3 separate regions of the Homo sapiens genome follow, and all the other regions are linked to region 2. The links are chromatin contacts, found by Hi-C or POLR2A ChIA-PET in ENCODE. All regions are on one chromosome and are shown on one strand. The core of a region is the stretch at or near the end of the contact, and the rest is flanking DNA. Distances in the headings are between cores, read along the strand shown. Region 1 overlaps NR2F2-AS1 (NR2F2 antisense RNA 1). Region 2 has its middle 240 kb from the start of LINC00924. Region 3 overlaps LETR1 (lymphatic endothelial transcriptional regulator lncRNA 1).

What was found. Hi-C counts contacts between places; a loop is a spot of excess contacts on that map. ChIA-PET counts read pairs that join two places held with the same protein, here RNA polymerase II (POLR2A). Pooled maps may share reads with other maps.
Region 1: a pooled map of heart left ventricle shows a loop between it and region 2 (2.3-fold over the local background). The contact joins two enhancer-like sites. A Hi-C loop is called at or near these places in 1 of 50 pooled maps. POLR2A ChIA-PET finds 5 or more read pairs at or near these places in 2 of 52 experiments (Panc1 and activated CD4-positive, alpha-beta T cell).
Region 3: a loop to region 2 is called in a pooled map, with 2.9 times the contacts of the local background. The contact joins two enhancer-like sites. A Hi-C loop is called at or near these places in 1 of 37 single-sample maps with no recorded cell type and 2 of 50 pooled maps. POLR2A ChIA-PET finds 5 or more read pairs at or near these places in 1 of 52 experiments (OCI-LY7).

The regions. Positions count from the first base shown.
Region 1 is chr15:96,158,163-96,162,432 of GRCh38, forward strand. All of the region lies in intron 3 of NR2F2-AS1 (NR2F2 antisense RNA 1), which reads right to left. All of the region lies in intron 1 of LOC112268156 (a long non-coding RNA gene), which reads left to right. Among named protein-coding and RNA genes, the nearest start is that of NR2F2-AS1, 170 kb to the right of the region's middle. Within about 2 kb of position 2,794, at least 9 of the 41 ENCODE cell types and tissues checked have a DNase peak (open chromatin) inside an H3K27ac peak, as active enhancers do.
Region 2 is chr15:95,666,515-95,670,750 of GRCh38, forward strand. No RefSeq gene overlaps it. Among named protein-coding and RNA genes, the nearest start is that of LINC00924, 240 kb to the left of the region's middle. Within about 2 kb of position 2,842, at least 5 of the 41 ENCODE cell types and tissues checked have a DNase peak (open chromatin) inside an H3K27ac peak, as active enhancers do.
Region 3 is chr15:95,283,930-95,288,024 of GRCh38, forward strand. All of the region lies in intron 3 of LETR1 (lymphatic endothelial transcriptional regulator lncRNA 1), which reads right to left. Among named protein-coding and RNA genes, the nearest start is that of LETR1, 41 kb to the right of the region's middle. Within about 2 kb of position 1,256, at least 4 of the 41 ENCODE cell types and tissues checked have a DNase peak (open chromatin) inside an H3K27ac peak, as active enhancers do.

The DNA.
Region 1 (4,270 bases), core at 1,544-4,043, 490 kb after region 2:
TGAAGGGATCAAGGAAAGCTGGAGGAGAAAGGACAATTGGGAAGAGATCTGAACCAGGCGAGGGAATAGGCCGTGCAAAACGTGGAGAGGAATGTTCCAGAAAGAGGGACTAGCTTGTGTGAAGGCCTTGCAGTGAAAAACTGCTGAAGAGCTCCAGGCAATGCGGTCCTAGCATGGTGAATGAATACCTAAGAATGCCTTGCAACCTGGCTTCATTGATTTATTGATATTAATAAATGAGAGTACCAAGCGGCTGGTGCCGGGGAACTCCTGCATCATTTCAGCTACATATATGAGAGCGTGTAAAATTTCTCAGACACAGCAGTGAAAAAGACGTGGATAGAAAAAAATGGCCGGGCCCGGTGGCTCCCACTTTTAATCCCAGCACTTTGGCCAGCCAAGGCGGAAGGATCACTTGAACTCAGAAGTTCGAAACCATCCTGGGCAACATGGCAACCTGTCTCCACTAAAAATACAAAAATTAGCCAGGCATGGTGGGGCCTTCCTGCAGTCCCAGCTACTCAGGAAGCTGAAGTGAGAGGATCATCTGAACCCGGGAGGTGAAGGTTGCAGTGAGCCGAGATCCTGCCGCTGCACTCCAGCCCGGGTGACAGAGCAGGACCCTGTCTCAAAACAATAAATAAATACATACATACATAGCATACTTTTACATGGTTCCTTATGTACACAAGTGTAGCTACTTTACCTCATCTTTTTTTTTTTTTTTTGGTCCGGACTCTCCATCTTCTTCCATTGGCTATTCCTCCACCAAGACAAAAAAGCAGCAGAGCTGAAAGGATGTTGCTTTGGCTTGTTGACACCCACTTCCGACTCTGGGATTAAACTGAGTTTGCTTACTAAGAACCCCTCCTGACCACCAAGCAATGCAGTTCCAGGATCAGAGGTCATCCTCTTCCAATCTTTGACTTCCACCCGGAGTTGTAGATAACCCTTCAGGAAAACATGTGGTGAAAGTCATTTTGCTCTGTGAGCCAACAGAAAATTGGCCCTTGAGATGACTTTTAACGGGATTTTGTAAGCCATGAGCAGAAAAGCACGGGTTCCGACCAGGCATGGAATTCAGAGTTGTAATAGAAAACATTTATTTGGCTTCAGCTAAACATCCTAACACATGTTAGCATTTGCTGCCAATATGCTTCCTAATTAAGAACAACATAAAATCATAGGAAATCCTGCATCCTGTCTTCATGCACTTCTCATGTATCTTTAGTGCCCTGGCCTTCTTTCTCAAGCACATACACATTCACACACACAATACAGGTTGATTCAAAAGTCCTGTTTTGCCAACCATGAACTGTGGTGTCATTAACAAGATTAATGTACCTTCCAGAAGGTACCACCAAGCATTTTTTCTTCCTTCTTAAACAAATGCTGCTATTAAAAACTAATTTTTAAAAAGCTAATAAGGCATCCCCCAAATAAAAGACCAACAACATTTAATTTGTAAAGTATTATCTGTAACTGATGTGAAACTTCAAATAGTGTGTGTATATATATATATATATATATATATATATATATATATATACATATATCTTCTCTCTAGGCTTGCCTGGACTATTGGCTATGTTTCGATGAACAGATTCAACATGATAAAATATATGAACATGACCAATAGTCCTCTTTCAAGATGAAGGACAGACTAGGATCCGGTTTTCCTCTTAGTTCCTCCTTAAATCCATGCTCATTTCGTCTGAAAATATTTAAAGATATACCTGTGAGTGCTGAATCATCACCCCCTCATGACAAATAAATGAACATTACGTGATTACTGCACAGGTGAAAATGTATTTGATATTTCTAATTACGACTAGAATTGTATGAGTTAATCTTAGAATCCCCAGATTTATCAGTGATCCTACATAGCCAAACTAATTGCTTCTATTCCCCACCATCAGGCAGAAATCATTAAAAAAAAAAAAAAAGCAGAGGGAAACCAATCACTCAGGCACATTGTATGTTAAGTTTCTCCCACTAGTTCCACATGATTTTTTTTTTTCATGCACTGGAATAGACTCTGAAACAACACATAGAAATAAAACCTGGGTCTGAAAAGCTATCTTAAAACATTTTCCTTAAGACTTTTTAATGATTTTCAGAATCATTAATTTTTTTCAAATGAAACGCACATGCTCTTGTTGCTTCTTTCCTGAGCATAGCTTTTCATTCCTCCTCATCTTTTTCCCCCTTCCAAATCTATTTATTGCTTGTTGTTCTTGGCTCTTTCTCACTTTCCATTTTTCATGATTAGTTCTTTATGATCGTGTGTTTCCTTTTCTTCTCCCCGCCGTGGCTGCCAGCCCAGTTGTTCTCTCCGGGCCCTCGAGTTTCCCTTCACTAATGAAACAAGAGCTGCCTCCCGCCCTGGCTTTTGCCATCCAGCTGTTTCCTTTTTAAGATATAAACTCATCTTTATTCAGTGAAGTTCCTGGGCAAACCTGATTCCTTTTGCAGAAGAGTTGATAATAACCTGAGCGATTAAAAAGGTTTTAAGAGGAACGTATATCTGGAAAACTTGGGAGCGGGTGGAAGGAGGGTAAATAGAAAATGAAATTCATTTTTGAAAGATTCTGAGGAAAAAAGAACAACAACAACAACAAGCATTTTCCTTAATGTTTTAATCCTCCTCGGCAGCTCATGGTGGCAGCCTGGCCTTGAGCATTCTCCTGGAAGTCCATCCACTCCTTCCCAGCAACTTTCACCTCCTACCTTGCCTGCTTAACATTTCTTGGCCTCTGTGAAAGTAGCCTAGCTAACACTGCAAACCTGGATTGTATATGATTAGGTGGTGAAAAGGTGCCAACCTGAAGTGTAGCCTGCCAAGTCAAGTCAATTTACTGTGATGCTTTGACTGTGCAAGCAGGTCTTAATCCCTCTTTAATCTCCCATGTGCCCTTGACATCATGGAAATTACTGGCAAAGCTAATGGCATCAGATGAACCCTGGTAACTCTTTCAGAAAAGGTTCCCTGAACAAAATAACCTGTTTACTTCCTAAGTTTTCAAATCCCCCAAATATATCAAGAAAAAACGAATTAGCCCACAGCTATCATCTTACCAAAACAGAGGGGCTAATTCTTTCTCAGTATTATAACTGATAAGACCTCATGTGACTTGGAATTTATATTCTACCCAAGCATCGGTTGAGTGTGTTATAGTTAAGACTTGATTGATTAGATAAAGGGGTTTCCTAGTAGCTCTAGCTGCTCTGACTTTTAGGGAAACTTTTTCCTTTAAATCTGAGAATCCCTTCCTTTTCTGAAAACACTTGTTCTGATATAAAATTTCCAATGGAATCATTTTTCACCAGAAAACTAAAGAAACAAAAGCAAAAAGAAAACAAACAGAAAGGAAACAGAAGAAAAAGGAATTTAAAAAGTATTTATCGGATATAATCTCACCTGAAAACAATTATCAAGCAAGATAAAAATCAGCATCTACATTGGACAGAAATGGGATTATAACAACAGTAGTTCTTCACCATTTACAAAACACTTTCCCACATATATATATAGAGAAAAAGAATACATCTCTCTGTGATATATATCTCACATATATATTATATAAAAAATAGAAATATATAGAATAGAAATATATATAGAAAATAGAAAATATATAGAAAGAAGACAGATAGATGATAGATAGATAGATAGATAGATAGATAGATAGATAGATAGATAGATAGATGGGAGATAGAAAGTTAGAGTTCTTTGATGACAAGCCTCAAATGTCCCAAAATAAAGATTTTCTTAGAACTCGCATGAATCAGAATGTGTATCCTGGATACTTGCAGCGTGAGGGTTCTCTTCTATGGGAACCTCTCAGAAGATTCTCCTGTCTTAGAAGGAAAAGAGCCTGAGAGGACAGGTCTGATCTTGACTACCACATTTTATTCTCTAATCAACTCCGGTAAAAATAATTCCAGAATCTCCTCAATAAAGAAGAGTGACACCCATTTCCTGTCCTTTTGCATGGTTTCACACCTAGTGTCTATGAGCCCAGGAAGAATCCCTTGAGTCCTACCAGGAAAGGAAGGCAGGAAGATCTTGGATCCTGAAAAATGAAACTTGCTTGATTTTGATATGAATACCTGCCCCACCATGCATGCCAACTGATATCATAGCTCAGAATTCTTCCTGACCCCTGGTTTCCGTTGCCTGGCTGACCTTTCAACATCCCCTGTGCCTGCTGTTTCCCTCCCTAGCTCTGACTCACAACACATCTCATTGCAACCATTGGACTCTGAGACA
Region 2 (4,236 bases), core at 1,592-4,091:
GTGTCTAATCAATTTTAAACCTATCTTTTCTGGCAAAAAAAGGAAAATGAAAACAAAAAAGAAAGAAAAAAGAAAAATAATAAATACATGCTTGAGTGTAACATCGCTGGTGGCTGGTGAACATTGTTTCACTGTATGTCCCAATGCTACTTTTTATAGCAGGAGTCCAATTTTTAAACAATCATTATGAATATGAGCATGATAGAAAAGTAGTGATTTTATCTCAACTACATAGGGAGACACATGCGAGGTAAAAGCACGGATGTGGTCTTCAAATGTATACGGCAAGAGTGATGGGTCAGTTAAGTTATAATATATATACTGCATTTTTACTTCTATGTGGAATTGAGAAACTGAAATGGAATTTTTTCTTAGTTTATATATGGCTTATCTATTTGGGATAATGTTTCTGTGCATATGAGTTGGTAGACGGGATAGCAAGAAGCTTATGGAGATAAACTTTAAGAACCTGAGGAAAGTATAAAAAATGTCCTAGCAAATAAAAGAATATAAATCCAGGTTGAATATCATCCACTCAAATAGAAGTCTGCACATTTGGTAATAGGTCCATCTCAAAGTATCATGTTGACAATCAGGTTTTACTCCTTAAAAGAGAAATAAGCAAAAGAAATATGAGGGGCATTATATGACATTTTCCTTCTTTCCAGATTTTAGAGAATTCCTTTCCAGGAAGGTCAAATTCTTAACTGACTTTGAGAACGTTTTTCTTATTCCACAGGTAAATTATTTTCAGTCCTCATTTTGCCAAAATTTTGTTTCTGTGCAATTTCAAATATATCTTCAACTTTAAAAGTAGATGATTTTGTAAATGCTACATTTTTCACGTTATGGTACTGCCAAAGAGTCAAAATCTGAAGAATCCTCGTTTTACAAACAGGGATAAACAACTAGATTTGGAAGTGTTGCTAGAAGCCTGAACTGTAGCTTGTGAATTGTTCCAATGTTATTTTTACAAGTGATATGTTTATTTTTGTGATCAGTTAGAGATTTTGTCTATGATTCCCAGCTGAGAATCCCAAGTACTTCCTCAATTCCCAAGAAATGGAGAACACCTGGAAAAGGATTCTTCACATGAAAAATACAAACTCCCCACCCCCCCCACCGCCACACACACACACACACACACACACACACACACACACACACACACGAACAAGATACATGAGAACGGCCGCTCCATTCTCAGTTCAAAAACAAACAAAAATAAATATCAAATAGAAAAAAAAAATGTGTCTGATTATCCTTCACCTTGAGTCTTTGGTTTAAAGCAAGCAGATAAAGAAATAAACATTCCCCAAAAGCAGCCCTCACCCCATGCCATTAGGATCTCCAAAGTAAATAAAAAGTGGTACTGCCGAGAGTGAATTGCTGTGGCAATTCCAGGGAGAATCCTGATTTTAGCACCACTGTACCAAATTTGTCATTTAGGGAAGCTCTTGTTCCCTTTATTGAGTTTCACTGTAGCGAACAATTTCTGCCTGCATCCCTCGTGTGTCCTTTTGGTTTATTATCTTTCACTGTGAATTGAGCCTCTACAATCAGTTTCACGGGAAGCCTAATTTCACTCACTGCTTATACATATGAGGAGACACCCCTCCCTGCCTCCCCCTCTCCCAATGTTCTTATCAAATGAAGAATTGTGGATAAGGGTTAGGTGCAGATAAACATGAGTGTAGCACTTTCAGAAAGGTCGTGATCCCCCCCATAAGGTGCTTCTTGTTATGCCTGACCTTCAGATTTTCATCATCAGCCCGCCTGACAACTTAATAATGCAGAGGAGCAGGATTCATTTCGCCCCTCTGAGAAAGCCAGCACGGGACGCCCTTTTCCCTGATTATTTCCCTGCACTCCCGGCTGCCCTTTATAAGCCAACCAGAACTCCATCAATCATGCCCCTCTCTTCCCTCGCCTCCTCAGCCCCCAGTTCTGAAGACTCTAAAGCTGCCCTGTTCCTTTTGTCTGGGGCTGGATTGTGTATACAAAGATCCCCAAAATGGGGGTGGAGAGGCACACCTTTAGCAAATAACTGCTCCCCTTCCCAATCCCTGCATCTGGGTCTGAGGATGGTGCATTTCTTTTTCTTTTTTTCTGCTTGTTTAAAGAAATGCTTTTAAAGTTCTCATCCTTATTCGTGGGTAGCGTTGTCATGCACCATCTCTCTTAACGAGCTCCTGTAAATGCTGGGGTTTAAATAACCTGAATGTGAGTTAGAGGTTTTTTAGTCTTTTTTGGACCCGTTTCTTCGTTATGGTGAATATTGTTATTATTAGTGGTTTAGCATTCTAGAAGCAGCTAAAGGCAATGAAGCCTGTTTCACATCTTCTTCCTCAGCCCTTTTCTCCTTTGGAGTATGAGGAAAGAGGGAGAGAGAGGACAGAAAAACAGAGACAGGGATGAAAGCATACAGACAGAGGATAGGGAGGGAGAAGACTCAGGCTTGTGGGAGTAATCAGGCATTTATTTCACCTTGGTCAGAATAAAAGCGACATGCAAAAGTTTTGAGGGAAAAACATGAGTGCTTTTAGAAGGTGATGATATAGATTGGAATTGGATTCTAATAGCTGTAATCAACCTGTTCTATAAAATATGCTTGGACTTCACTCTGTACCTTGCAAGTGTTTTCCTGCAAATAACGAAGAGGTTTTAGGGTACAATATAGACAGGGTGCCACCTAAGGTGTCCGTGTGTGCCTTTCTCCAGGTCCAGGTCCGTGGCCTCCAGCAGCTGCCTTTCTGTCTTGAAAAAGGATACCATCTTCCCGAGGCTAGCAACTCAGCTGGCTGAGGGAACATGAGCCCAGCCAGCTAGTAGACTTGCATCCCAGGTTGCTGGGTGAGCAGGATGGAAACCTGTGCCCAATCGGATTGGATAGCAGGTCAGGCCAGCACACATGAGGCTACTGCCCTGATGTTGTTTGTTTTGTTAGGTTTTTAAGAAAAAGAAAGGAAAAGACTACGCTGTGGAAAATACAGTAGATTCACTTGATTGCCAAACAGTTGTTAAACAAATAAAACAGATCTCAAATCATCTTCGACAATAACAAAGCCAAGAGGTAAGGGCAGAAAATACATCACATAATGTTTAATCAAAGACATACGTGTATCCTTTACTTCGCAGCACAAATTCAAAACCTTTTGTTAAAATAGAAAACAAGTTACTCAGTTTCATTTTCATTCTCATTGTTTTGTTTCATTCTCAGTGACTGGCCAGCAGCAGCCTCAAGGTACAGGATCTCTAAGTAAACACAAGAGATAACGGACACATATTTATTAAGGGCCTAGTACATTCCTAGTTTTTAGTGAGATGCCATGATGTTCAGAGCCTGATATTAACTGGAAACTTGTAACATAGATGTGTGGGGAAATAGAAATCAAGATTTCTGATGTTAACATCTTATTGTAAATACCTATTTCCAGAAATGAATAGAATTAGTTAGGAACACCAGACTTAAACTTGGCTTCCAAGGATTCATTGTGCATGCATGTCCCTGAGGTTGCATTTATTTATTTACAAATTTTAGAATAAAGAAGTCACTGTACTTATAATGTGGATTGTTCTGGAAGATCAGAGATGAAAACCAGTACTTTATTTTGGTACTCTGGGAGATTAGAGACATAGGAATGATGAGTAATGATTTGCATTTTCCATGAGTATATAGTAGTTTTTAGGCTAGGGTAGACTTTTCATCTGAGAAGATCCCTCCTGAAGAAGCAAGTTGAAAGAATATAACAAATTTATCTTGACATTTCTTGAATTTGATGCTTGCCAGACAACCAGGTAGAGATATCAGTGGATGGACAGTTGTATACATGAGTTGTGGGTGAGATCAAGACTAAACAGATTTGTTGAAACTATGAGAAAGGATAGAAAAGTGTGCATAATGAGAAGAGACAGTAAGAGGGAACCCCAAAAAACACTAAGATGAAATGATTGCTGGAAGAAAGAAGCCTATGTATGAAGTAGAGAAAGGTTAAGAAGCCTAAAATAAAATTGCTTTGTTTATGTGTTTATTTGTTTCTTTAATATTCCTTTCACCAACCCCAACATGGAGGTTCCTTCAGGGCAAGGACTTTACCAATCTTGCTCACAGGTGTACCTGGAATATAATAGAAAGCCAAATAAATATTTATTTACAAATAAAAAGGAGTGGATAGATAAAAGGAAAACAGAGAGAGTGTAGTACCCTTTCCTATTCAACAGGAATATGGAAGTAAA
Region 3 (4,095 bases), core at 6-2,505, 380 kb before region 2:
GAATTCCCCTTACCCAAGGTCAAGATGAGTTCCAGTCATGTCAGGGCTGGACCTGTAGGTTGGGGTTAAGTGGTTCCAGCTTCTATATAGAGGCAGGAAGCCAAAAGGATCATTACCATAAGTATTTTTTTTTTAAATTCACAATTCTACTTTCCTCCCTCAACTACAATTTTGTTATATGGACATGTTCTAAGAGTATGTGCAGAGGATAACGATTAAATAAACTTTTCCAAGTAAAACACAGTTAAAGGCTACTTCACTGTGGCCAAATGACTTTCTGTAAGGCCAAAATTACTTACTGTAGAGAGCAACCAAATGCATTTGATGCTCTTTAATGCTCTAGAATATCTAATATTATGTAGAGCACATAATATACTTTAAGTGAGTGCATATCAATACATACAAGAATATCATAGCTATGAGAGAGGCATATAATTAATATATTTGAAATATCACTACTATCCCCATTCTAGCTCAAAGTGTGAACTGATTTTAAATTTTTTTTAAGCTTCTGCAAAACTTTATTCTTGTTTTCTCTCTTTAAAATTGTAAATCTTAAATATTTAAAAGATATCTTGCTGTCATGTAATATCCGATATTCACACACACACACGCACATAGGTACACAAATACACAAATGGAGACTTCCAATGAGAAAACAACCTTGTAAAAGGAGTTTTACAAGGGAGTGCTGTGTTAACTGACATATTGCTGAGTTAGCAACTAAATAACCAGCTACATACATCCCTTTTGTATCATTGAGTAGCATGCATTCTTAAAGTGATAATGGAACTAAATTTGGAGAGAACAGGCCCTTAAGTTTCAATTTATTTGTTTCACAATCGCAGCCTCAAACTGAAGGGAAAATTACGCTGCAGTTTGATAAATAAAGCACTATACATTCAAAAACAAAATGCAAAATGGAAACTTTTAGAACTTCAAATAATCAAGGATCTTAGATTAATTTCATCAGTGGTTGAGAGTTTTTTGTTGTTGTGAATTTGCTGGAGAATTTAGTATGAAAGCACTCTAACTAGTGTCTGATTATATCAGTGTCTCTATTTCCTTTTAGAACACACATCTGTTGTTGTGGGGGGTTTTTGGAGAGGAGAGTGTGGTTGTGGTTATTATGGAAATACGGCAAAACCAAATATTTTAAAGCAGATGAGAAGAAACCCACAAACAGTTGGCTCACAAATGTTGTAATGCTTTCCACACCCAGGCATAAAGCAAGTGGCAGCGGCAGCAGCAGCAGCGTTCCTGGTGGCCTCTGTTTTATCTGTTTCAAACACTGGGCTGCTCTTGTTAGTTAACTGACTGGAGATTGTTTTCTCCCTTTATCCCCTCTCTCTCTTTTTAATTGTTGTTACTCTGTTTTGCCTGAAAGCTGCAGTATCTCACTGTTCATTATTCCCTGTTCAGTCAAATCCTGTCCAAAATTAACTCATTGTGTGCTGGAGTTCTTCTCAAGCTCTCTTTTCTTACAAGATGCACAAAATAGACCTCACTGTAGCTCTTTCAAGAAGTTTGCATATCATACGGATAACTCTTTGAACTAACTCAATGCTGACTTTACTGGGCTGTGTTTCTTTAATATTTACAACTTCTAACTAGAAATATTTCCAATTATTAATAAGAAATTGTTATAAAATTCTAAAGTTTCAACCATTTTAATCCTTTCTCTCTCTCTCTCTCCCTCCCTGTCTCTTATATAAACCTAGTTCCACAGACCCTGTTTTGACTTTAGTTTCTCTTTTTTATTTTACTTGGAAATTTTTAAAAGAGTCTTCTGAGTCTCCAAACTAAAGCTATAAGACAGAAAAAAAAAAAAAGCCATCAGTCAATACAGCTGGGGAACTAGTTTCTCATATCAGCATCGAATTCCAAGGTATTCAACTTGAACTAAGTGCAGCCATCAGAAAAACCATAGAAATGGGAAAGTTGCTGTTGTAAATTAATGATTATTTGCTGTGTGCGTTAGAGTTGCGGTTTGTACCACATTTTATTGTGATGTTTTATTCTTACTCAGTGCAACAGTAATTGGGTCTTAAACATGATAAAGTATCTTCAAGGCTGCATTGGTAGCTGAGCTGCCTACGGCAGGTTTTTAACTCTAGTTAAAGAAGGTTAATCAAAGCTAATGAATCTGTTTTATCCATTGCCATGAGTTTTTTTTTTTTTTTTAAATGTGCCAGGAGGTGACTGACCTAAAATCCGGATTGTTCAGCTGTGAAGGCAAATACATCTTTAGCATAATGATTTTGCAAGCCTCTTTGATGGCCCTGGGTCCATGGATGGCAGGTACCTGCAAGCTCTGTAGTTTTCTTACCTTTCTACCACTGCTCACTCTTCTGCCATTAAAAAATACGAGCCTTATGAAAATACAGGAGAGGGAATGCAATCCCACACTACAGCCTTCAGTGTGAGAATATCAAGAGACTGTTGCATTCAGAAGTTCAGAATAGCTCTGCTCTTTATAAAAGAATATGAGGAGCCCCCTAATAAGGCCAATTCATTAGAACAAGTGTTTGTTACTAAAACACACCACGCAGGACCACAGGGATCCGAGCCAGACAGCACGGCAATTAAAGTTGCCTCCCTTCCAAACGCAGGCGGCCCACCAACTCTCACCCACGAGTTCTGCTTTGTTTTCCTATTAGAAATGTGATTGAAGAATGCAAGTTCATAATTTGTTCATGCAGCAGAAGACTAGTAACTCTCTGGTTGCAACATCCTTTTATACACTTCAAATCAGAATTAAAAAAAAATTCAGGTTGCTTGTGTGTGTCCTTTCTGAAAGCGCAGGAGGAGCAAAACCTTTTGCTCTGGGAATCTACCTTGCTGCCTAGAAAACATTGCCTAGTTGCATTTGCAAAAACGCTCAGCGAGAGACCATCCTCCAAATATCTAAAATCACAGTAGTGGAGGGTTTTTAATTTTAAGCCCAGCGTTTACAGAAAACACACACACACACACACACACACACACACACACACACACACTCTCAGCCTGCAGTGACACCTTTTCCCTCCCCTTTGGTGCTCTGCGGAGCTTTGGAATGAGATTCATAGCGACTCAGGACTGTTGCTGGCAAGGAAAACCCCCTGCCTACCAGACAGAAAGAGGGGCGGGGAGGGCCATTGTGGCTTTCCCTCCTGCTCTCTTTTTAAGCCCAAATAATATTTGTACTTTGAGGGGAGGGTGCAAAAAAGGGATCAAGATATGAAGCAAGGCAGAACCCAAAAAGCGAGGGGGAGAAAAAAGCTCAAGGAGAGAGACCAGCTCTGGTCCGAGAAAGGGCCTACATCACAGGTTTCAAAAGCATCTTTTTTCAGTTTCACGAGCCACAACCCCCTTGATGAAAACTAGTTGCGAAATTCAGCGCCTGTTAGGCCTCAGCTAATTAGAAAAAATGGGCTTTTTTTCTTTTCCTTTCTTTCTTTAGCACCTTTTCTTTCAAGCATTTAGTCTCAGGAGGGGGATCCAGGCTCTTGGCCGGGCTGTTTTGAAAACACGCCTTTGAATGCGTCTCCCTAATTCACGCCTTTTGTTTTTCAGCTTTTGTGTTTGCCAGTTTGACCATATAACGTTATACATCTGGTGTATAGCTTGTTGGGGGCTTTTTTCTCCCAGGGTTCCTATGCATTCCCTATAGGACCCTCCTGAGCTTCAATTTGAGCGATCGTGTAACATAAAGGGGGTAAAGGAGAGCCTAGGAGGCTGGGGAGTGGGGGGAACGAGGGAGCAGGAGAGGGGAGGAGGCCTGGGGGAGACAGAGAGAGAAATGAGTGAAACATAAAAAAAAAAAAAGTTGAAAAGAATTCTTTTGCTCTCTTCTTTTCTTCTCACTGTTGCGACTGGACCCTGAGTCAGCCGGCGACAAGGCCTCGGTGGGAAAATGAAGGGGCCACAGAATAGATAACTCATTGGAATTCTGGCAACATATTCGTAAATAAAACAAAAGTGGGGCGGCGGACTGGGGGAGGGAGTGTGTTCCTGGGGAAGCGCAGAGCTGCACAGGGCAGGGCTAGGAGGACATTTCCAGGGCAGGCTCCCTGCCTTGCCTCTTGCAGGGGAAATCTAAGATGGTCAAAG